3 separate regions of the Homo sapiens genome follow, and regions 2 and 3 are each linked to region 1. Evidence: chromatin loops called from intact Hi-C (ENCODE). Cell type or tissue: mammary epithelial cell. All regions are shown on one strand.

Region 1 (8,000 bases):
AACAGAGTGAAACCTTGTCTCAAAAGCAATTTTTAAAAAGGGGGTAAAAAAATTAAAGAGACGTATACTTTAAATGAGCTCCAATCACATATTCTTGCCCCTAAATGTTATCAAAACTTCCTACTCATGTCAGTGAAATCTATAACAGAGGCTTGGTACGACTCAGCAAATGCAGCAGAAAGCATCACAGCTCAAAGTGAAAACTTGCCAGCATGCTAGACAGCAGGCAATAGAGCCAGTTAAATCCAACTGACCCAATAAGTTTCCTTTAAAATATCTATACCAATTTGCATCACCATAGGAAATGAAAAGTTAAATAGTGCATGATTATACTAAACCAAGGAGCTCCTGGCTTACTATAAGAGATGAATTAAAAAAATAATTGTAATGCAGTGTGATCAATTGACATAGAGGTTGGTTGAAGGCATAAATGAGAATAGGTGGCTTTTCCAGGGTAGAGAAGGAGGTAGCAGAGAGCCTTCAAAGAAAGAAACACTTGTGCTGGTCTAGAAGGAAGATTATGAATTTTTCAGATAGAATGCAGTAGGGATGGAGTGGATTGGAATCAATAGCTGAGAGAATTGCACATGTGAAATATGTGCAATGATACATTTGAGTAATGTAAGAAGCTCAGGATGGCTGAAGCATAGGGAGTACACATCAGCAGGTAGGCTGAAGCAGATATGTAGATGTTTGTACTTTATTGAAGGAAAACCACAATAAAGTTTGCACTTGGAAAGATCACCACGGCAGAAATGCATGAATAGCTTAGAGAGAAAGTCTAGAATCAGGGAAACCCAAGGCTGCTGATAGCCCATGTGGAACTTTTGTACAAATTAGAAAAGAGTACCCTCTCTCAAGTTACTTTTTACTTCATTTTTTGGAAAATGTTTATATCAATAATTACCTTACAACAGACATTTTACTGAAAAGTGAGAAAATTTTTATAAAAATATATAATGCTTACAATACAATTGGTGCCTTCATCAACAGTCAAGTGTAGGGACTGTGCAGAGCACACACTGCATAAACATGTATCACTGAACTGTGGAGACCAACTAGGTAATTACTGCAATAGCTTAGATTGGAGATGACAGTCCTACTGAGGTAGTATGTTCTCTCTCTCACTCCCTTTCTCTCTCTCTCAGCAAATAGCAGCAATAATTCAAGGGCTTGTGATTTATGTTTCCTCAGATTTGAAACAATAGATATAAGATTTGAAGTAGTAGGACTCTTAAGATGACTCCAAGTTCTTTTGGCTTTTTGTTTCTTTTGGTCTTGAGAAATCAGGTGGATAATTACGTCTATCACCTACTAAAATGGATAATAGAGATAGAATCAGGATGTTTTTGGGAGGAGTATATTAGGAAATGATGAGTTCAATTTAGTTTCTGACATGCTAAGTTTGTAGTCTTTGTGGACTTACCTATAGGCAATTAAATGTGTTGATCTGGAGCTCAAGAAAGAGAATGGGCCAAAGCCATAGACTTCATAGTCACCAACACATTGGTAGTTGTAAAAGACACAGGAATGTGTAAGATTCCATGAGCTTTAGAGCATCAAGATTGATGCTTGGCACCATCCTACCAAATAGGTTAGGATAGGCCGAGGGATGAATGAGGTTAGGGCTGCAGGTTGGAGGTCTTCAGCTGGCTGTTGGGAGGCATTAGGGCAGATGGAGATGAACAAATAGGACCCTTGCTCCATAGGAGTGTTTCTCAAATTGTAGTCATTGGACAAGTGGCATCGTGATTCCCTAGGGACATTTCATTAATAGTATATATTCCTGGCTACTAGTGCTGTTGAATTATAATATCTGGATGTGGGACTCTTTTATAGAAACTCTTTATGGGTGATTATTATGTATATTAGAGTGTTCTCTCTTCAAATAGGTCCCTTTTTCCCATAGTTATGGTACTTGAGACTAGATCAATTTGCTTAGTAAGCAAAACTGTAGTTTATGTTTAAACTAGGAATGGAAAATATGTAGCATGTGGCCTTGCATTTCCGTTTCCTATACTAACGGCAAGCCCTTTTCTGTTCAACCCAGTCATGACCTTAAACTATTTCTCAATGCTCTGCTTCAGGCAGATTCTACTAAGCAATGAGTTATCAGGCTAGATGAAACACATTAGCCACACCAGGCTTAACTTCTGGCTATATAAGAAGACAAGACACTTTTAGTGTTAACACATCACTTTAATTTTTTCCTTTTCCACTATAGTTAAGTGGCAGAATAATATATATCTTAATATTTTTCATTCTAGCTAATGTAAAGGAGTTGATAGTAAAAGACGTATTTTTTTCTCTCCCATACTGAGAAGGTTTTACGTCTTAGAGATCTGGGTTTCATTAGCCTCATTGACAATTTAATAGACAAAAATTGTTTTCTAAAGTCTGAAGCTAGACTTTCTAGGAAAGGGAAGATTCTTAAGGCTGGGAGGAGGAAGATAATGGCCCTATTTAGGGGAGAGAGTAATGAGCATTCCTAAAATTGAGATAATCTGAGTGGGCCCCTGTTGCCCATAGTGCTGGAGTCATGTAATTGTTGAGTGTCCAGGAAGGCTGGACTCCAATAACTGTGCCACTGAATCGGTGTTGAGGATTTCATTGGTTGAGTTCATGAACAGACAAAAGGAGGAGCCCCTTTGAGGCTGCCTAATACCAGGCAAATTGGATGACAAAAAGGGTCAAAAATAAACGTGGCTCCTTGGCTTCTCCCTCCCATTTATTTTCTGGCATCTTATAAGTCAGTATTCTTGTATGATGTCATGGGAGGAGGAACTGCATCTCCCATATGACAAGTATTGGACTGTTACTCATCTGCCTTGATGTGTAGGGGTTCAGAGATAGATTTAATTTAATTTTAGAAAAACGAAGTAGTATATCTTTTCTTCAACCTACTAATTTATCCTCTATATATGGAGGCAACACAGTTTCCTGATTCAAGACACTGCCCCGGATGCCAATGCTCTGTTAACACATGTAAATGGCATCCTAAAGTGGAGCATGAGACATATAGAGAGGAATCAGGAAAATGGGCTGGTATAATGAGACAGGCAATGTGAACAGAGAGGAAGTAGGCATAGTGGTTAGGTACACTGGCTCTGAGGTCAGGCTGCCTGGGTTATAATGTAAGTTCTGCTATATTATAAATTAATTTTTTTTTTGAGAAGGAGTCTCCCTCTGTTGCCCAGTCTGGAGTGCAGTGGTGCAATCTTGGCTCACTGCAACCTCTGCCTCCTGGGTTCAAGTGATTCCGATTCCCCTGCCTCAGCCTCCCAAGTAGCTGGGATCACAAGTGTGCACTGCCACGCCTGGCTAATTTTTATATTTTTAGTAGAGACAGGGTTTTGCCATGTTGGCCAGGCTGGTCTTGAACTCCTGATCTCAAGTGACCCACTCACCTTGGCCTCCGAAAGTACTGGTATTACAGGTGTGAGCCACTGCACCCGGCCAAATTAGTGTTAATGTCATTGTGTTTCAGTGTCCTCATCTGTAAAAAGGGATAATAATGGCATTGCTTCATAATCTTGTTTTGTTAATCATAATATAAAATGAAATGATGTGTATAAAACTTTTACTTTACTGCCTAGCATATTAGTTTTCAGTAAATATTAGTGATCTGCATTTTACACATGGGTCCTATGTGCTTACTGAAGATGGCTGTATCTTAAAGTCTATATAGAAAAATGTAATTATCAGGATTGATTAATTGCTGCTTATTCTAATTTATTCACAAAAGGATTTGAGGTGGCACTACATAAGATACAAATATAAAAATATTAGAAAAAAGGGACAAATAAGAAGAGTTAGATGAGATCAAGAAGATATAGAAACACAGGCCACTAAGGCCCAACACTGCACCTGCAAGTGGGCCATATATTCAGCACTGGGCTTTCAGGTAAGCATTTAGGGCTTCTTTTCCAAGGGTGTCCTTAAAGTCATACCCTTCCTATATTTTTATCTTTTACCCCTTATATCTTGGCAACTTAGTCACATCTCACGCTCTCTGAAGGGAAAATGTGTTCAAAACCAAATTCATTATGTTTGCTTCAAAACAGTTGTTTTTTTCTTTCTTCCTAATTTTGGTTAAAGGCTCTACCATATGCCCAGGTCTGAGATGTGAAACTCTGGGTTTATCTTGGTCCCTTTCTCCCTATATCAAGTCCATTAAAGTCCATCTTTCCTACTTAGCCGCGTCTCTCCCATCAGGTGTCATCTTCCCTTTCTCTCTGCCATCCCTCTGGCTTAGATCTTCATTACCTCTCGGATGTCTCTTGTATTATTTTCCTGTCCATGTTTCCCTCTGCTCTTTGGTCTCCCTGTTTCAATCTCTCTAATGCATCCCTAACACATGTATCTTCCCCAAACAGAGTTCTAATCATATGATTCACTTGTTGAAAAACTTTGAGAGGCTCCTCACTGCATTTCAAATAAAGAATAAATGCCTAATCGTCAAGGGACCCTCACGATCTCATCCATTCTTTATTTTCAGACGTATCGCTCACCACTCCCAAACACATGGCAATGTTTTAACTGCTCTCCCCAACTCTTCTCTCCTTTCCTGTTCCTGCTTGTTTGGGGAGGTCTTATTAATCTGTGTTATCCCATGTAATAGAGTACAGTGCCTTGCTTAAGAGTTCAGTTAAAAACTGTTTGAAGTTTTGCTTCCTGTGAATTCAAAACCCATGGAGTGCTGCCCTCTTTTGGCTAAGATAGCACAGAGTCCAAAGCACCACATAGGAAATGATGCTGAATGACTCATCTTTTCCTTTGGGTTAGAATCCTCATGGAAACAAACAAGGCAGGGTGAAATGATTCCATCCTCTTTTCCCATATTATCTAGCTTCAAAGATTGTTTGTTTATGGAGATAGAAAGAAGATAAAATTCTGTATAGAAAACTTGGAACTCGACTAATTCAGATAATATATTATGTGTAAACTCAGAGCTGGGGCAAAGCCAGTAGTTACTTTGAACACATCCAGAGCTCCAAGAATCTTCAGGCCTCAACACGGACTTTTATATAAGAGGTAAGGGATGAGAAAACAACAGGGTTCCCTAAAGGCCTCTTCACATTAAGAACAGCTTCCTGATTTAGGGACGACTTAGGCAAGTGGCCAGGTTGTTTTTGTTTTTTTTTTTTATACCGATACTTAGTATTTGGTGAAGTAAGAAAAATAGGGCCTGGCCTAGGAGGTAAAGTTTACTTCTGCAGACCCTGCTGGGGCCAATCTGTGGCCATACCTGAGCCAGTCCTGAAGATCCAGCAGAAATATGGAGGAAGGATGACACGAAGCCCAGGAAGAGTAATACATTTTTAAGAAAGGACGACAGGATGAGAGGTGCACAGAAAAAAGCTTCCGAGTGGATGCCATCTCCTGATTACAATATGAATATTCTGGGGTTGTTAATTTTATAAAGTTATAACCACATCTTTATTACTAATCACATTGAACCTCACTAAGTATAAAGACAATGAATAGTAAATATGTATGCATTATAAATAACTGGAAAGCTCAATTAAGACAGGCCTTGAGCTTTATCTCAAGTGTCAATAAAATCAGACTTCCTTGGATCTGAAAGGGACAGTCATTCCAAAACTGAAACTCAGTGGGTGACAGGATGCCCACACCTCTTGGAGGAGGACAGAAAGGTTTGTGGGCTGGTGTCAGATACAAGCTTGGCACCATCTTTGATTAGGAGCTAATGTTAGCAGAAAGATCAAGTGTCAGTCATGACCAGAGTTGTTTTCTACTATCTTGAGAAGGTCACCGGATTGCTGCCCCTTCGTTTTTGAAACCTGATCTGGGGACCACAAACAGCCACAATGAATTGGATTACTGCCATGTGCTCTAAATTGGGCTGACAAGGCTGACTCAGTGCCAGGAGTTGACACAGGATGCAGCTTGAAATATTCACTTGGGGAGAGGGTTGAGATTTCTTTTTAATTGTCAATGATGTTATTTGAAGAGATAGGATTGAATATGAACACTGAGGAGTGAAATAAATATTTGTCATGCACTTGGATAGAGAAGATCCACAAAGGTCAGAAAATTTTCTGTGTTAAATTTTATGTTCTGGGGATTACTTGGCTATACTGGGAGGCTGCTGTTCCTTTTAAAAAGAGGTGAGCGGTGGTTCATGCCTGTAATCCCAGCACTTTGAGAGGCCGAGGCGGGCAGATCACGAGGTCAGGAGTTCGAGACCAGCCTGACCAACATGGTGAAACCCCATCTCTACTAAAAATACAAAAATTAGCCGGGTGTGGTGGCATGCGCCTGTAATCCCAGCTACTCAGGAGGCTGAGGCAGGATAATCACTTGAACCTGGGAGACAGAGGTTGCAGTGAGCTGAGATCACACCACTGCATTCCAGCCTGGGCGACAGAGTGAGACTCTGTCTCAAAAAAAAAATAATAATAATAATAATAAATAAATATAAAAAGGTGAGCCTTCTCTTTAGCATTATAAGCATAAAATTTGTTCAAATGTCCATAAAAAACAAAGGAAACTCCCTCTTATGTGCAAGGATATGTACAAACATAAACACAGTTTCTTTTATTTGTATGTGAATTTGCAAGCAGCACCTCACTAGAGCTGAGCTTTTGTTATATAAATAAAGCCATCTGGTATATCCAAAGAATTTCAGTCTCTAGAGAATAGGATCATAAACAATCGATCCTCCACAGACCTTTCAGTATTTTTGTTTGAGTAAAGTTTCCCACAGCTCTGCTTTAATTATTTTATCTGTTTTTAATCTTCTAAGGATTTTATAATTTATAATTAGCCATGTCTCTCCCTTCAGGTGTCATCCTCCCGTTCTCTCTGTCCTCCCTTTGGTTTAGATCTTCATTACTTCTCAGATGTCTCTTGTATTATTTTCCTGTCCATGTTTCCCTCTAATTTAATGTCTTTGTGTGAGTGCATAGGGAGAAAGTCTACTCCACCATTTTTTGGCAATGTGAAGAACAGTGCATCCTTTAAGGCTTTTTGGTTAATGTATCATAAATAGATACTCAGATTAATAGAGTTTGGAAGAAGGAAGTATAGGATTCCATTTTTCTGATGGGAAAATGAAACATGGAGAGCTAAGTTCAAGGTCCCATGTCCCACAACTATTAACTGCTAAACATAATCCAGATTTTGTGAATCCCAGTTGAATAATCTTTTACTCAACATTGTCTTTAACTTAATGTTTATTTTCTTTTAGGCATGGATATCAAGCATGCCTCTGAGTAAAACAAAGAGAATCCAGTCTTTGACCAATTGACCAAACAAGACCCAAGCAGCTGGGAAGTTTGTCAAGTCTCATAAGAATGAGGTTGGATTTTTTTTTCTTTAACTTCTCCTGCCCCCTTTAGCAAAAATTGTTTAGTACTAATTCATTTCTTGGAAGAAGTGAATTTCTAGGAAGCTTCTGAAATGACAATATAGTTATCTGAAAGACCAAAAGAGATAGATTGCAAAACTCATATTACTGAATGTTGGGGCAGTTTAACACTAATGCCTGAGCCCCATACCTAGAAAGTAGAATTTCATTGGCCTAGATGGGGCTCTCCAAGATAAATCGAAATATGCAGGCTAAGTTTGAGAATGACTATTTGATGCACCTGGAGCATATCATTCACAAGGACAGCAGGTCTACAGATTCTCATCTTTCTCCTAGGGTGGTCTTCTTTGCGCAGGAGTAATTTGAAGTGAAACCAAGAAATCAGTTAGCTATACGGGAGGAAGCTCTGGAGGGACAGAAAACAGCTGGATGTAATAAGAAGACTCACTCCAAACTGGTTTCTACTTTGTCAGACTTGACTAGACCTCCATGGTAGCTTGGGTGACTGGAAGTGGGAGACATAGGTTGACAGGATCTCCTGACCCTGACCACAGCATCTCCGGCCCCATTTTTGTAGCCGGCTGAAATATTACAGATATTGCATTTTAATTAGGATACATAGCAATGCAGTAGTTTTTATGATTTATTTTGGCACATGATGGCATTA
Region 2 (8,000 bases), 360 kb before region 1:
TACAAAAGGTTAAAATATATTCATTCTTCCCAGATCCACAATAATCATGCCTGTGGCCACTATGCCAACTCATTAACAAAAATAACAAATGTACTTGAATATTTTACTCACTTTTTAAAGGTCTTCTGTGACTGATTATTGTCCATATTTGCTGTTGATTCAATTAGTGGAGATTTCTTGTCCCGTTTTTCACTATGGAGCTTTGTACAAAGTTATGCAAAGGAAAATAAGAAAACTATTAAGATACTATTACTAAGATGCAGAGTTTAAAATAATAACAAAGTAGTTTTTCAGACATTAAATAAGACAAAACAAAGAAATAAATAAATTAAGTTTTACCTGAAAAGGAAAGAGCTTGAATAAAGAATGAAATAGACTAGACAATTAAAAAGCTCCATGCAGGGCTAAGATGGATTTTTTACATCCCTCCAACTTTACTGAAAAAGTCGAGATCCACTAACCACTTAGGCTGGCTGAGGATATTTTACTTAAAGAACTGTTTCTGGCTGGGCGCAGTGGCTCACACCTGTAATCCTAGCACTTTGGGAGGCCAAGGCGGGAGGACTGCCTGAGCTCAGGAGTTCAAGACCAGCCTGGGCAACATGGTGAAACCCCATCTCTACTAAAACACAAAAAATTAGCCAGGCATGGTGGCGTGTACCTGTAGTCCGAGCTACTCAGGAGGCTGAGGCAGGAGAATGGCTCAGACCCAGGAGGTGGAGGCTGCAGTGAGTTGAGATCGCGCCACTGTACTCTAGCCTGGGACAGAGTGAGACCCCATCTCCAAAAAAAAAAAAAAACTGTTTTCTAGTGATATAACTCCTTGCTTATCTAGGACCTGCTATTGGATATATGAGATTTTATAGATTCCATCTTTTAAGTAAAACACTCTAATGAAATTATAAAAACGTTATTCTTGAGGACATATATGAGTATTCATTTTGAGAAGGGGAGGAAATAGAAATGGGGATAAGCAACACAAAAGGCTAAATATCACCATCCTTTATTCTCTTTCACTATCATTTAGTGAAACTTAAGGATAACTTAAAACCAAAAAGTACAAAACATCACAAGAATACTTTTGTAATTGTCTCAAATTCAAAATTATTAAGGTAAGTAATATAGGCAATTATTAGTCATCAAACATACCAGATTTTGTTTCTTTTGCAACTCTTCTAAATATCCTAAAATGTCTTCATCTGCTACATCAAAGGCTGTTTGGCCCTACGTAGGAAACAAGGGGGGATGGTGATGGTCAAAAGTCAATAAATCATAAAATGCCTTCAGTAATTCTGTATAATTTTATATAAAGACGTTGGATAACATTTTTTACAGTGGTTATGATACAATAACTACTGTAAAAACATACAACTCTAAGGCAATGTATGTGAAATTTATGTGAGACAGAAGCTGAGAATATCTCCCCTTATTTTTTTGGTAACAGCTTTATTGAGATATAATTCATATACCATACAAATCACTCATTTAAAGTGTACAATTCAATGGTTTTATGGATATTCAGAGTTGTACAACTATCAAAATAATCAATTTCAAATATTTTTATCACCCTAAGAAGTAGGAACATACCCTTTAGTAGTCACTGTCTGCATCCAGCCCAAGGCAACCACTAATCTACTTTCTGTCTCTATAGGTCTACCTATGCTAGGCATTTCCTATAAATGGAATCATAGAATATATGGTTCTTTGTGACTGGCTTCTTTCACTCTACATGTTTTCAAGGTTCATTCATGTTATAGCATGTATCACTTCATTTCTTTTGATGAATAATATTCCATTGCATGATATATACAGTTTGCTAATCTAGTCATCAGGTGGACATCTGCATTTTTTTTTTTTTTTTTGCCTATGATGAATAATGCTGCTATGAGCATTCATATACAACTTTTTGTGTGGACACCTGTTTTCATTTTCTTCAACATACAGTTAAGGGCAAAATTACTGGGTAATTTAACCTTTTGAGACTTTTTCTTTTTGATGACTTCCTAAAACTTAATTAACTTCTTGGTAGAGTAATAAAACTAAAAATATATATATGTTTAAGCTGTTTAACATTCAGCCAGCCACAGGTATGGCTTAATTTTTAAAATTAGTCCACATGAACATATGTCAATCCATTTTAATTCACTGTGAAAGAGAAAAATTTCAAAGAGCTGCTGACTAAACATAGTAAGAATATTTCCTGCTGCCTGCATTAGTCCTTATAATAGCCCTACTGTACAAGTTTCCAGGATGCTTACAAGTTCATTATTTAGAATACAGTCTTCTTTGTATGTTATCCAGTATATGATCCTTTCACAGAAAAAAAAAAGTTTTTAGCAACAAAAAATATAATTCTGAAAGAAAGTTAAAATTTCTTAATAGTATTCCTATATCCACAACAAGATCAGAATGGATAAGAAATAATGGCTTCTAAAATCACATTAATTTTTCCGTTTAGAAACAAACAACAAACCTCGTTTCTATACCAACATCAGGATGTTAACATGTATTCAGAAAGGAGCTAATTTCCAAACACTACAAAACAAACTATAAGCTAGCCAATATCTGAGCTAGTTTTCCCATTGTCTGTTAATAAAATAAAAAGCCATTGTCTATGAAAGGTATCTTTTTTTTTTTTTTTTTTAAAGATAGGATCTTGCTCTGTTACCAAGGTTGGAGTGCACTGGCACGATCGTGGCTCACTGCAGCCTCAACCTCCTGGGACTCAGGTGATCCTCCCACTTCAGCCTCCTGAGTAGCTGGGACCACAGGTGCACACCTCCACGCCTGACTAGTTTTTGTATTTTTTTGTAGAGATGGAGTTTCACCATGTTGCCCAGGCTGGTTTTGAACTCCAGGGCTCAGGCCCACCTCCACCTCCCAAAGTGCTGGGATTATAGGTATGGGCCACTGTGCCCAGCCCTATGAAGAATATCTTCAAAGTATATAAAATACTGCTTTTTCAAAATAGGTGAGTATGTATATAAATTTACAAGATTCGAAAATACTTATCATACTTGCCTTTTCTTGCTAGAAAGTCTTACCAGTAGGAATTTAAGAGACAATCTATCCTTTCCCACTCAGTCCAAGATAAAAAGTTTTAGTTTTAACAAACTTTCCTCCCATTTCAATCTTGGGAAATAGAAGCCAAAATTTAAATTCCTGAAGAATAAATAGTTCTGAAATCAAATAACTGGCTCAAAACTTAAGGTGCCCTTTAAATTAGAAATACATGTTAATTCTAGTTTTGCTATATCATATGCTTTACATAATCAGTTCTAAAATGTTAATAATGCTATTTATTTAATGTAAAGTGTGTTTAAGATTATGTTATGTGGAAATAATTCAGTGACTTCTTTTTAAATATCATTTTAAGCATTATCAACCCTTCTCATGAATGAACTACCCCACCTTGAAAATGTTTGAACTGTAATTAAATTTTTCTAGCAGTTAAATGCAATGGAGTCACTTTAATAATCAAGGAACTCTCCTCTTTAAGAATAAGAAATTGGATCACTCTACTAACCTTTATTTTCACTTTCTCCCTTGATAAATGAATCTACTTTGCAAACAGCAGCTGATACACAATCAAATTAGAGTAAAATGTGGGCTATAAGAATTTCTAATTTCAAAAAAAGCACACTCATCAACTTAACTCATCAACTTAAACATGCTCTTTAAACAATCTGCAGCACAGTTATAAAGCTAACAGTCATGAAGTTATAAACATTATTTGGTTCTTAACTACTATAAGGCTATTATGCTTCATTGATAGAGTATAAACACATTTATAGTATATAAGCAGTGTCACTCAAAGCAACCAGGCAACAAATGAGGACACAATGCTGAGGTATGAGAACATGAAAACTTTATCAAGAGAACTATCTTAAAAGTAACTGCTTAAAAAAAAATCAGTCCAATACGTCTATTAAGAGTCACAAACACACTAGAGACATTATAAGTCTAACTTCATAGTTTCTTCATTTTTCTTTACTCACTTATTCTAACCAAATTTTTTTTTAGGTACAACCTCTTCATCTTCACAACAACGAATAATGTAGCTGGGACAAGTATCAGAATGATTCTCACTGTACAGATGAAGAAACTCAGTCTGCGTGCATGGTATTTGCCCAAGGTCATACAGGTCATTAAGAGAAAGTGGGAATACAATCTAGGTCTCTACTAGTGTGTCATTTTGTCTTTATCAAAAATAAAAATAAATTCAGATGGAATTAGGGTAAAAAAAATTCTTGTGTCCATTAATAGCAGAAATAGCTTTGTTATTCATTTAAATCTTTATAATGACAGTTATATTAATCTAAAAACTTGTCTGCTAACCATTGTATTAATTTGGTAAGAGAAATTCCAACCAGAAAAGCATTCTAGTCAATATTTAAAGAAAGAACAATATTAGATACATTCTAGTAAAGCAATTATTTTAATAAATTAAGAAAGCAAATAAAAACCTTTGTATTTAAGGTCTGTATCACATAATTTATAATAATGAATTAAAATGACAGTAAATATGTATTACAGTTTGCAAATAATTTAAAGAAATGAAACTGAAATCTCTAAATATTTTTAGACCATTTCTCCCACTTCCATGTAGAAAGTTTCAGATTTTCTATATATTTGTTACACTTACTATATTATACATTATTTTCCCAAATCATGTTTTCTAGTACTAAATAATTCATCTAAACTCTGGTAGTACCTTAAGTGCACATCTTTAATATCATTTTTAAAACAATTTAGTAATAATCTTCAATCTGTAAGTACTAAGGAAGGTATCCAATGACAATATAAATTCACATAGGCAGGCTTACATAATTAAGACAAAGTAATTTATTTTGACTGAACATGATGTATGACAATTTAAAATGCAGACAATAAAAACAGTCTAATTCATACATGCAAAGTTATGAAATTAAAATTTTAAAAATCAAGGTCTTAAAATAGAACTTCTCAAATGAAAAAAAAAGCCTTGTATTTGGATATATTTATGGCACAAAGTCCTTTAGAATGCTATAGACATTATGTAGCTCCTCACTATAAAAAGCAGTCTTTAAAATCTTGATTTTTAAAAGAAAAATATTTTGATTAAAATTTATATTTTTATAGCTTAATAGTATCTTGAAAAAGAAAAGATGAGGAAACTAAAACGAAAAGAAGTTATAGAGGAACTTAGCAGAATAAAAAGATAAAACAATTTCAGGGTTTTAGGAAAATATACTTGACTTCTCTGATCATGTTCCTGAATCCAAAAAACTTAATTTCACAGGGTCGTTAAAAGAATTGCATTAGGTAATATGTGTAAAAAAGGCTGAAAACCTTTAAATTCTATGTAAATATGAGGCACAATTGTTTCGGGTTTTTTTTTTTTTTTTTTTTTTGAGCAGGGTCTCCTTCTGTTGCCCACTGCTGTGCAGTGCCACAACCATGACTCACTGCAGCCTTGAACTCCTGGACTCAAGCGATCCTTCTACCTCAGCCTCCCATGTAGCTGGGATTACAGGTGCATACCACAAAGCCTGGCTCACAATTCTTTTACTATCACATAAAGATCTACTGAAATATCGAATGACAGATAAGGAGTAAATAAAATTTAGAGTGACATAAGGAGCTGCTACTATAGTAATTTTTTAAAAAAGGATATAAGGCAAAATAATTTTACATGCACTCCTTCTCTGATAGCAAAATTATGATAAATTGTATAGCATAGGAATTAGACAATTGTTGGCCAGATGCCAATAAAATGATTTTTCTCATGCATACAATATATTGTGTATGTTTCACTAGAATACTGATTCAGTAGGGGAAACACACCATGTTTCAACTTGTAAGTGAAATAATCCTTTTTGGAAACCATTTCAATTAATAAGCTTCTCTCATCTAGTTCTCATCCGGAGGCTACTGTTACTAAATGAACCAATTATCAGCACTGCCCATATGAATGGACATGTGGTAAAAGGTCACTGTTTGGGAGAGAAGAATGCAGACCAGAGTTCAGAGGCTAATAGGTACCTGCTAATCTTTTCAGAAAAAAATTTCTGAAGGGGAATTTCTACATGAAAAGAGAGGTAACACGACTTGCGAAGCTAAAATTAGCTGGCCTTTTACTTGAATAGTATCAATATTTATTTGTCTTCTAATGCTGATTACAAAACAACTATTATGATGAAAAACAACAGAGAAAGTAAATTATTGAAAGTTTTAACTAAAAATTCAACCCAAAGATTTTTGTATTTGTATATAAGTACAAACCAATCATTCCCCCAAATTTTTTTACTTTCCTTAAGACTTTTACCAATTCCTATGATTTTCATGCCTGCACATTTCTTATATAAAATATATTTTTAAATCAGTTAATGAAAATAAGATATTTAGAACTCTACTCCAAAAACAGCAAAAGAATTAGCCCTGTTTTGAATAAAGATGAGGTCATTTTATGAATCTCTGCTACATAACCTATGATATTATCCTATAAAATGCAATATACAAGGAACATTCTATGGAAAGGTAATCAAACCCACTAGAGGAGACGTGTTTTGAGTTCTCCATGATACTTATTACCTACCAACACAGAGTAGGAAGAGACTAGCAGGAATACTGGTGACTGGCTATTGACTGATAGTGTATCTAAAAAGGAGTAGAGGAGAGAAGTCTAGTTTAACAAGAAACTTGATAACCTGAATCTTTTCATGATTTTGTGAAAAACGCTTGTATGACATTTTCTCCCTCCCTCCTTCTACGTAATTGTGGTATTAAGTACATCATTTACCTCACTCAACTGAACTATTTTCTCATCTACAAAACTAGAAGACTAGATGATGTTGCATCTCAATGATCCCCTTTGGCATAAAACTTTATAGTTATATTTACTGTCATCACCTGCTGTAAGACCTCATTATTCATGTCACTTAAAGAATTCTATAAGCAAGCTAAAAGACCATCAGCTAAAGAATTAGAAACGCACTTCTACGTGTGTTCCAACTCAAAGGGGTGGCAGAAAACATTCACATAGGAATGCAACGTTTTCTTAGCTTCTGAATTCCTAAGAACATAGTATTAATGCAAGTATCCAAATCTACTCTACATGTATGGCAATCTGATTACTGAAAGAGCAATACTTCTTTCTTTGCAGTACAAGGCCAGAACCACCTCATACGGTAGCTGAAAAGACTTAAACCATTAATTAGTAAGTCAGTTGGCTGAAAAAATGTTTTATACAGTTAATAAAAATATAATTATATAATGTAATCCTTATAACCTTTTGAGACTATATTTCTAAATATACTTTCTAAAACTATATTTCTAAAAGTTAAAGTATTAAAATACGTTTAAAACGCCTACCACTTTGTTGACCATCTCCATATCACACAGATTGTCCACTAAAATTCGACATGCTTCTTCTTTACCCCAATGAGCTGCAGCATGAAGAGGTGTCCAGCCATCATAGTCTTTAATATTAACATCATAGCCTGCCTGTATTAAAAGTCTAAAGAAATTACAGTGAATTAGACAATCATTAAAATCTAGAAATAAATGATCATGATCAAAAGCTATCTATCATGCAATTTAACTACAATTTTCAATTAATTTCTTTTCAGAATTTACATCCTTCCCCCTCAATGAATTAACTATGGCAAATACAAAGTAATTCTCAGAAAAAACTCAGAAAAAGAGGATCTTGAGTCATTGCCATAATAATGCAGTTTTAATTAATTCCTAATGACTCTAAGTCTTATGGTTTGGTGTGACACTGATTAATTCTTGTTAATATGACTTGTAAGTGAAATTTTCACAGAAAAGCCCATAATTTTTCAATGTAAAATCGAAAACTGATGAATCACTTTGTATGTAAAACTGATTTATTGCAGGAACTATCATCTTCAGGTTTCCATATAATATATAATCTCGGGCTAAATGTGTTCTAAGAATACACTGGAATCAAAGAAACTTGTTTTGTAATATTTCTGTTGCCTTGAAATTAAGGAGCT
Region 3 (8,000 bases), 140 kb before region 1:
CCTTTTTTATATTTAGAAGGATAGTCCTAGTTTCAACACGTACTGGATTTATGACTTGGGGTAAGTGACCTAATTTTTCTACACTTCTTTGCATAGCTGTAAAATGGGTATAATGAATACATGCCTTACCTAAGAATAGTGTAGTATAAGATAATGGTTGAGAACATGGTCTCTGGGAGAAAGACTTCCTAGAGTCAAGTCCTCTTTCTACCATTTACTTGTATTTGGTTTGTTGTGAACTTGAGCAAGACACTTTGTCTTTAGATTCCTTAGTTTCCTTATTTGTAAAATGGTAATATTGTGGACTACATGTTTATGTCTTCCCAAATTTCATATTTTAAAATCCTAACCCCCAGTGGGATGGTATTAGGAGGTGGGACCTTTGGGAGTTAATTAGGTTTAGATGAGGTCATGAGAATGGCGCCTCAGTAATAGGATTAGTATCCTTATAAGAGAAAGAGACTAAAGCTCACTCTTTAGGCCACATGAGGATACATGGAGAACATGGCTGTCTACAAACCGAGAAGGGTGCCCTCATTAGACACTGAGTTGGCTGATGCCTTCACAGTCTCCAAAACTGTGAGCAACAAGTGTTTGATGTTAAAACCAGCCAGCCTGTGGCATTCTGTTATAGCTACCTGAACTAAGATAGGCAATAACAATATTTACCTTATAAAGTTGTTTACACATTTAGTGAGTTAATGTATTTAAAGCTGTTCACATAACAAGTGAGATATATATATAATGTTAATGATTCTTATAATTACATTATTCAATTGTAACAGAGATTAACTAGAAGCCTTATCACAATGCCTTCTTCGCTGTAAACACTCTGTCTAGCTCTACACTGGCAGTTAGCATATCACTCCGATTAATTTTAATAAGGTAACACTTTTGCTGTGTTATACTTGTACTAAAACACCTTCAGTAGCTGCCTATCACCTGTAGATAATCATACTCCTTAGGCCATCTCTGCCCGAATCATTCTAGTCTATTTTCCAGGATTGCCTCACATGACCACTTCACTTAGTTAAACAATTTTCTCATCATTCATTATCTGTCAAGAACTGTGAACAGTCTGAGATTTTACCTCATTTATAAGCTAAAAAATTAGCCTTCTACAGTTTCGGGTTGCTGGCATTAGACACAGAATTCCTGAGTCATTACTCGTGGTGCAGCAATCAGTATGAAACTTCATTTTTGCACTGGTTACCTTTGCTTTCCGAGTCATATGGAGGGGGATACTAAGGGGCCCAAGTGGTTGCATGCAGTGGGTTTGTGTGATAGCTGGGGACCTACAAGCTTAGAGTATCTGACATTCTTTGCTAGTAAACCAAAATACAATAGTGGTAGTTTCATAATGCTTAGTTGCAATGTAGAATCTGAAACCATATTTGTTACTGTGATGGATTAAAATCCATTGGTGTATATTGAATTTTGAACGAACCTTTCACCCATATATGATTTTGTAACCAAATGCACTGGTCATCTAGAAAATATTGGTTCCCCAAGTTATGTAGAACTTCCAAATGTTGACACATTTCAATATATAATACAAAAAAATCATATTTGTTAAGATTTCCAATATTCTAATTTTTCTAATATCTGAATTAGTATGAATATTATCCTTTTCTAACATTCTCTGAAAAAATGGCTACTTCTACTTACAATTCAAACACCTACACAATTGCTTTTCTTTGAGACAAGGACTGTTTCAGTAGATCAGAAGAGCTTTATGTGTACTTTCTATTTCATCTCACAGAATATTTAAAAGGTATGTACTCAAGAGTCAATATTTTGAAAAATTCATATATTTTACTACTTCATCAAAGATATTCTTTAGTGAATCTGGCTTCTTAGAATTTAAACTGGGAGTGTATGGTGGTGAAGAATAAAATTCTAGTATAGTTTGCTTCTACTATTCTATTCATGCTAAGTTGTCAGCAGTTTTATCACCCATTGTTTTTTGCACCATTAGTGCAAAGGTCAACACAGTAAAAAAGCCAGATAATATCTTAGTATTGTTATGAAAATAATTTTGATCTTGTGAACTCCTGAAAGGGTCTCAAAAATTCTTAGATGTCCTTGGATCATACTTTGAGAACTGCTGTATTAAGGAGGCCTGTTAGGAGGCTGTTATAAGAGGATATTGATAAGGAACTGTACATATAATGTAGAGCATGAAAGAAAAGGAATTTGATAAATTGAGTACTGTCTTAGTCTGTTTGGGCTGCTATAACAAAATCCCATAAGCTAGATAGCTTACAAACAGCAGAAATTTATGCCTCACAGTTGTGGAGGCTGAGAAGTCCATGATCAAGACATGAGTCTATTCAGTGTCTGGTGAGGACATGTTTCCTGGTGCATAGAGGGCCCCTTCATGCTATGTCCTCACATGGTAGAAGGGCAAGACAGCTCTTTGGAGTCTCTTCTGTAAAGGCACGAATCCCATTAATGAGGATTCACTCTCATGACTTAATCACCTTCCAGAAGGCCTCACTTTTTTTGGATTAATTAATCAGTATTAATGAACAAAATATTAATGACATCCCCTTCTCCGTCCCTGTGGATCAAGGCAAGAAGGGCCATTTGCCGACACAGATACCAGGAGGTGGAAAGCTGCAGCAGTTTTGAGCAGAAGGCCTCACTTTCTAATACCATTTCCTTGGGGTTAAGATTTCAACACAAGAATTTTGGGACGACACGACCATTCAGAGTAGAAAGCACATTGTTTCTAAGTTATGTGTGGAAAGTTCAGGTACAGATGTCTAGCAGCCATTATAAAATATGAGATTGAATATAGAGAATTACAACTTAATGATCTGCATTGGGGAGGCATCCACACACAGGTGACAGGTTGAAGACATGGGAGTGTGCACAGCATACTGGTCTAGGTCATGGTCTGTCTTGGTTTAAACTCTAGTTATGCCACCTTCTTAACCAATTTGTGACTTGGTTTCCTCATCTGGAAAATGGGTAAAATAATAGTATCCACCTCAAAGCGTTGTTACAAAGATTAAATGAGTTAATATTTGTAATGTGGTTATAACAGATCTTGGCACATAGTAATCTATATATCTGTCTAGATCTGAATGTAATTGTACTATACAAATGAAATACAAAAATGGGAATAAATGGAGATTTCTCTGGGAGAATACTGAGGGAGAAGAGAAGAGGGCTGAGAATTGGGGCAACCAATGTTTAAGAGAAAAGCAAAAGAAAAGAAGCCAGTGAAGGAGACAGAGTGATGAGGGAGGCAGGGAAAAGCTCCAGAGTGGTGTCCTGGCAGCCTAGGAGAAGTTTGCCACATTGCAGACTTCAGGCAGGAATGTAAACTTTGAGATGGCGGGTGCTGCATTTACTTTGTTCTCTGCTGAATCCTCTGGACTTAGCACAGTGCCTGATATATAGCAGGTGTCCAGTAAATATTTGGCAAATGAAAATGCCAAAGAGAAGTTGGAAAGATAAGGGCCTGAATATGTTTATTTATATTTAACAAAAATAGGTCAGTTGGGGACTTAGGCCTCCCTATATAGTGCCATACTAACGTCAGAACTTGATGTTAAAATATTCTGAGACGGAGTTTCGCTTTTGTTGCCCAGGCTGGAGAGCAATGGCGTGATCTCAGCTCACAGCAACCTCTGCCTCCCCGGTTCAAGCGATTCTCCTGCCTCAGCCTCCCAAGTAGCCGGGATTACAGGCATGCGCCACCACACCTGGCTAATTTTGTATTTATTTATTTATTTATTTATTTATTTATTTATTTATTTATTTATAGAGATGGAGTTTCTCCATGTTGGTCAGGCTGGTCTCAAACTCCCGACCTCAGGTGATCCGCCTGCCTCAGCCTCCCAAAGTGCTGAGATTACAGGCATGAGCCACTGCACCCAGCCCTAAAATATTCGTAACTTATGAGTTAACCCTTACAGCTATTGCCTGTTATTACCATGGTTTCATTATAATTTTGTGCAACTGGCCCCAAAGTCTCTTTTTTAAAATAACTGCTTTCTGCCTATGATCACAGGCATATTTTTAGCCTTTTTCTAAATGCCAAAATTAGTCATTAGATAGAAGAATTGGTCATCAACCAGGCCACTGGATGACTCAAGATTCCATCATTTGACCTCATATTGAAAATATGAAGACCAGAGTTTGACAAGCAACACTGCAGCAGTGTTTTCTGCTTTCCATTATTACTGTACAGGAAAACAATCAGATTTAAAATACTGATTTTTCTTTTATTTGAGTTTGTGGCAGGCAGTACACTGCTCTTTACTACAAGCGAACTCCTTGTAAAAATCTCCACACGAGGAGGTAGACTGAATCCCCCCACTGCGTTTCTGGGCTCCTTAGACTAATGGATTCCATTGAATTGGTCTCAGATTAAATTTCTCTAAATATTACATTATTTTTTCTACTTCCTTGCTCAAAAAGTTGCTATGGATCAAGCCTCTTTAATCTGGCCAAACTCCTTTTTTGCTGAATTCCCTCTGTGTAAACTCTGCACTATAGTCGCACTAGTCTACTTTCTTTTCTCAAACACTTGGTTCTCCACTTGTGTATCTTTTGTTAGCTTGATTCCTAGATATCATATAGTATTGAAATATTTTCTCTGTTATATTATCCAATGGATTATTACTGGTGCTTAGGAATATGCCCCCAACTTTTGTATGCAGCTCTTTTACCCTTGAATCTGTGGATTATTTTTAGATTCTAAAGGCTGAATATAGAAGCTATTGAATTTTTTGTGTGGACAAACCATATTTTTCACAAATAATGATAGTTAGGTCTCTTCTTTTCTAATTTATTATACCAAAAAATTTTATTGGCTTGCATTTACTATAACCTACACTAAAATGTTCAATAGAAGTAGCAGTAGTTGGCAACCTTGTCTTTTTCCTGACATGTAAAGGAATGCTTCTCAAATTTCATCATTAAGCTACTTGGTTAATAATGACATATATGTGAGTCAGCATGTTAAATGGTTAAGAGCTACAACTCTGGACCAATCTGGCTGGGTTTAAATTCCAGCTCTGCTACTTAGCTGCGGCGTTATATTGGATAAATTAACTCTGGCTTGGTTTCCTTATGTGTAATATAGGGAATGACAGCAGCTAAATCATAGAATTACTGTAAAGATTCGATGAGATAATACTTATAAGGTGCTTAAAGCTATCTGGTACATACCAGCATGGTATAAGTGTTTCTTAAATATATTGAGGTAATCATTTGAAATCTCTCATTTAATATACTACTTTAATTGATATTATTTTATTTAAGTCTTTAAATTCTTGGGGTCAGCCATACAGAATTATGAGTTTAAAAAATATGTGGTTCATTTCTAGTCAATATTGTACTGAAGGTTCTAGTCAGGAAAATTAAGCAAGAAAAAGAAATAAAAGGCACACAGATCAGAAAGGAAGAGGTAAAACTATATGCACAGATGACATGATATTGTATACAGAAATAATAAAAAATCCACAAAAGCTATCAGAGCTAATAAGCACATTCAGCAAGGTTGCAGAGTACAAGATTCATATACAAAAATCAATTGTATTTCTATACTCCAGCAATAAACATTCAAAAAGAAAGTTAGCATAATAATTCCATTGATAGTAACATCAAGAAGAATAATATACTTAGGAATAAAGGGAACAAAAGAAGTGCAAGACTTATAAACTAAAAATGATAAAGCCTTTTTAAAGAAACTAAGGAATAGCTAAGTAAATGGAAAGTTATCTCTTGTTTGTGGCTTGGAAGACTTCATGTAAAGATAAACATACTCCCCAAATTGATCTATAGCAACAAAATCACTATCAAAATTCTATCTGCTTTTTTTTGAAAGAAATCAACAAACTGATTCTAAAATTTGTATGTAAATGCAAGGGTCTCAGAGAGGCCAAATTGGTCTTAAAAAAGAACAAGTTGGAGGACTCACACTTTCCTTCTTTTTAAAAATTTACCTCAAGAAGGTAGACACACACTTTCTGATTTCAAAAATTACTACAAAGCTACAGTAATCAAGGCATTGTGGCACTGGTACAAGGACAGACATATGATCAATGAAATAGAATATAAAGTCTAGAAATAAACCCTTACATTTAAGATCAGTTGATTTTTGACAGGAGTGCCAAGATAACTTGATTAAGAATAGTCTTTTCAACAAATGCTGCTGTGACAACTGGATATCCACATGTAAAAGAATGACACTGGAATTAAGTCACAACATATACAAATATTAACTCAAAAATGGGTCAACAACCTAAATACAAGAGCTAAAACCTTCAAACTCTAGGAAAAAAACCATAAGAGTAAGTCTTTGTGAACTTGGATGAGGCAATGATTTCTTAGATATGACACCAAAAGCGTACAAGCACCAAAAGAAAAAGAATGGGATTGTATCAAATTACAAACTTTTGAGCTTCAGAGGACATTATCAAGAAACTGATAAGACAAACCACAGAGTGGGAGAAAATATTTGTAAATCATATATTTGATAATCCAGAATACATGAAGAACCCTTGTAAATCAACAATAAAAATAAATAATCCAATTTAAAAATGGGCAAGGGATTTGAATAGACATTTCTCTAAAGAAGATATACAAAGGGCCAATAAGCACATGAAAAGATGCTCAAAATCATTCCCTAGTGAGAGAAATGCAAATCAAGACCACAATGAGAAATCACTTCACATTCATTAGGATGGCTCTAGTAAAAAAGATAGGCAATAACAAATGTTAATGAGAATGCAGAGAAATTTGAACCCTCATTCATTTCTAGTAGGAAGATAAAATGGTATAGCCCCCTTGTAATTGAGTTTGGCAGTTTTTTAAAAAAATTGCATATAGGGTTTCCATATGATCCAACAATTTCACTCCTAGATATCTATCCAAGAAAATTAAAATTATTTCCTAGGCAAAAACTTGTACATCAATGCTCATAGCAGCATTATTCATAATAGCCCCAAAGTGAAAACAACCCAAATGTTCATTGATTGATAAATGAATAAACAAAATGTATTGTATTCCTACAATGGAATATCACTCAGCAACAAAAAGAAATGAAGGACTGATGCTTGCTACAATGTGGATGAACCTTGTAAATGTGATTCTAAATGAAAGAAGCCAGTCACAAAAGGTCACGTATGATTTCACTTCTATTAAATGTCCAGAATAGGCAAATCCATGAAGACAGAAAGTCGATCAATGGTTTCTAAGGACTGGGAGTAGGGACTGTGAGGGATATGGGATTTCCATAGGGCTAATGGATATGGGATTTCTACTGGGGTGACAAAAACGTTCTGGAAGTTGTAATGGTTGTACAATTTTGTTACTACACTAAAAGCCACTGAATGGTACACTTAAGGGTGAATTTTATGATGTGTGAATTACATCTCCCCCAAAATGTTAAAACATTGGTGAATTTAGCTTTCTACTATATCCTATTTTATTTAGAATATTTACATAAGTGTTTATGAGTGAGATTGTTCTTTACTTTTCTATTCTTAAATATTTCGTTTTAGGATCTGGACCCAAGGAATCTGACTTCTCTCTTACTGTTATTTCTCAACTGTCCAGGTCTAATTCCACCTGTGCACTAATTCCTATACCCTCTTGCCTATGTAAGTACATAACTTCAACGAATTCTGCCTCTCTTTCTTCTGTCATCATTTACCTCCTCTCTATTTGGTAACCCCAATGAGCCTTCAAAAATAGTACAATATCTCTTATTGTGAAGGAACCCTCCCTCGACCCCACATTTGCCTCTGGCTACTGCCACATTTCTCTATGATAGCAAAACTTATTGAAAAATTTATAGTCAGCAGCTCACTTTTTTTTCTCTCCGTTCTCTCTTGGATCCACTTTAATCAGGCTTTTTTCCTCATCTACCTGTTAAAGCTACCAGTTACTTCCATGCAATTAAATTCTAATGATCAGTTCTCTGTTATCATCTGACTGGAACCATCAGAAGCATTTGCCACAACTGTAACTCTCTTCTT

The links. Peaks named below come from ENCODE experiments on the same cell type or tissue, not always from the same donor. Only the 100,000 strongest peaks of a DNase experiment are listed, where the experiment ranks them.
Region 2: a loop joins it to region 1, with 3 times the contacts of the local background. A loop is called at or near these places in 7 of 110 quality-filtered maps.
Region 3: it touches region 1 in a loop (2.9-fold over the local background); 26 of 110 quality-filtered maps call a loop at or near these places.

Annotation. Positions count from the first base shown.
Region 1 is chr12:80,182,131-80,190,130 of GRCh38, forward strand. The region is part of intron 1 of OTOGL (otogelin like); the gene reads left to right. Among named protein-coding and RNA genes, the nearest start is that of OTOGL, 87 kb to the left of the region's middle. In mammary epithelial cell, a CTCF peak has its summit at 4,716 (motif pointing left); DNase peaks (open chromatin) are centred at 2,071 and 4,721; H3K27ac peaks cover 1,660 bases.
Region 2 is chr12:79,820,967-79,828,966 of GRCh38, forward strand. PPP1R12A (protein phosphatase 1 regulatory subunit 12A) reads right to left here. Exons shown (of 25, transcript NM_002480.3): 5 at 7,354-7,498; 6 at 1,150-1,224; 7 at 112-200. It overlaps LOC124902974 (a long non-coding RNA gene), which reads left to right and starts at 2,815. Exons shown (of 2, transcript XR_007063387.1): 1 at 2,815-2,971; 2 at 4,024-4,232. In mammary epithelial cell, no CTCF peak of the experiment used is centred here; no DNase peak of the experiment used is centred here.
Region 3 is chr12:80,040,792-80,048,791 of GRCh38, forward strand. No RefSeq gene overlaps it. Among named protein-coding and RNA genes, the nearest start is that of OTOGL, 55 kb to the right of the region's middle. In mammary epithelial cell, no CTCF peak of the experiment used is centred here; DNase peaks (open chromatin) are centred at 4,090 and 4,940; H3K27ac peaks cover 661 bases.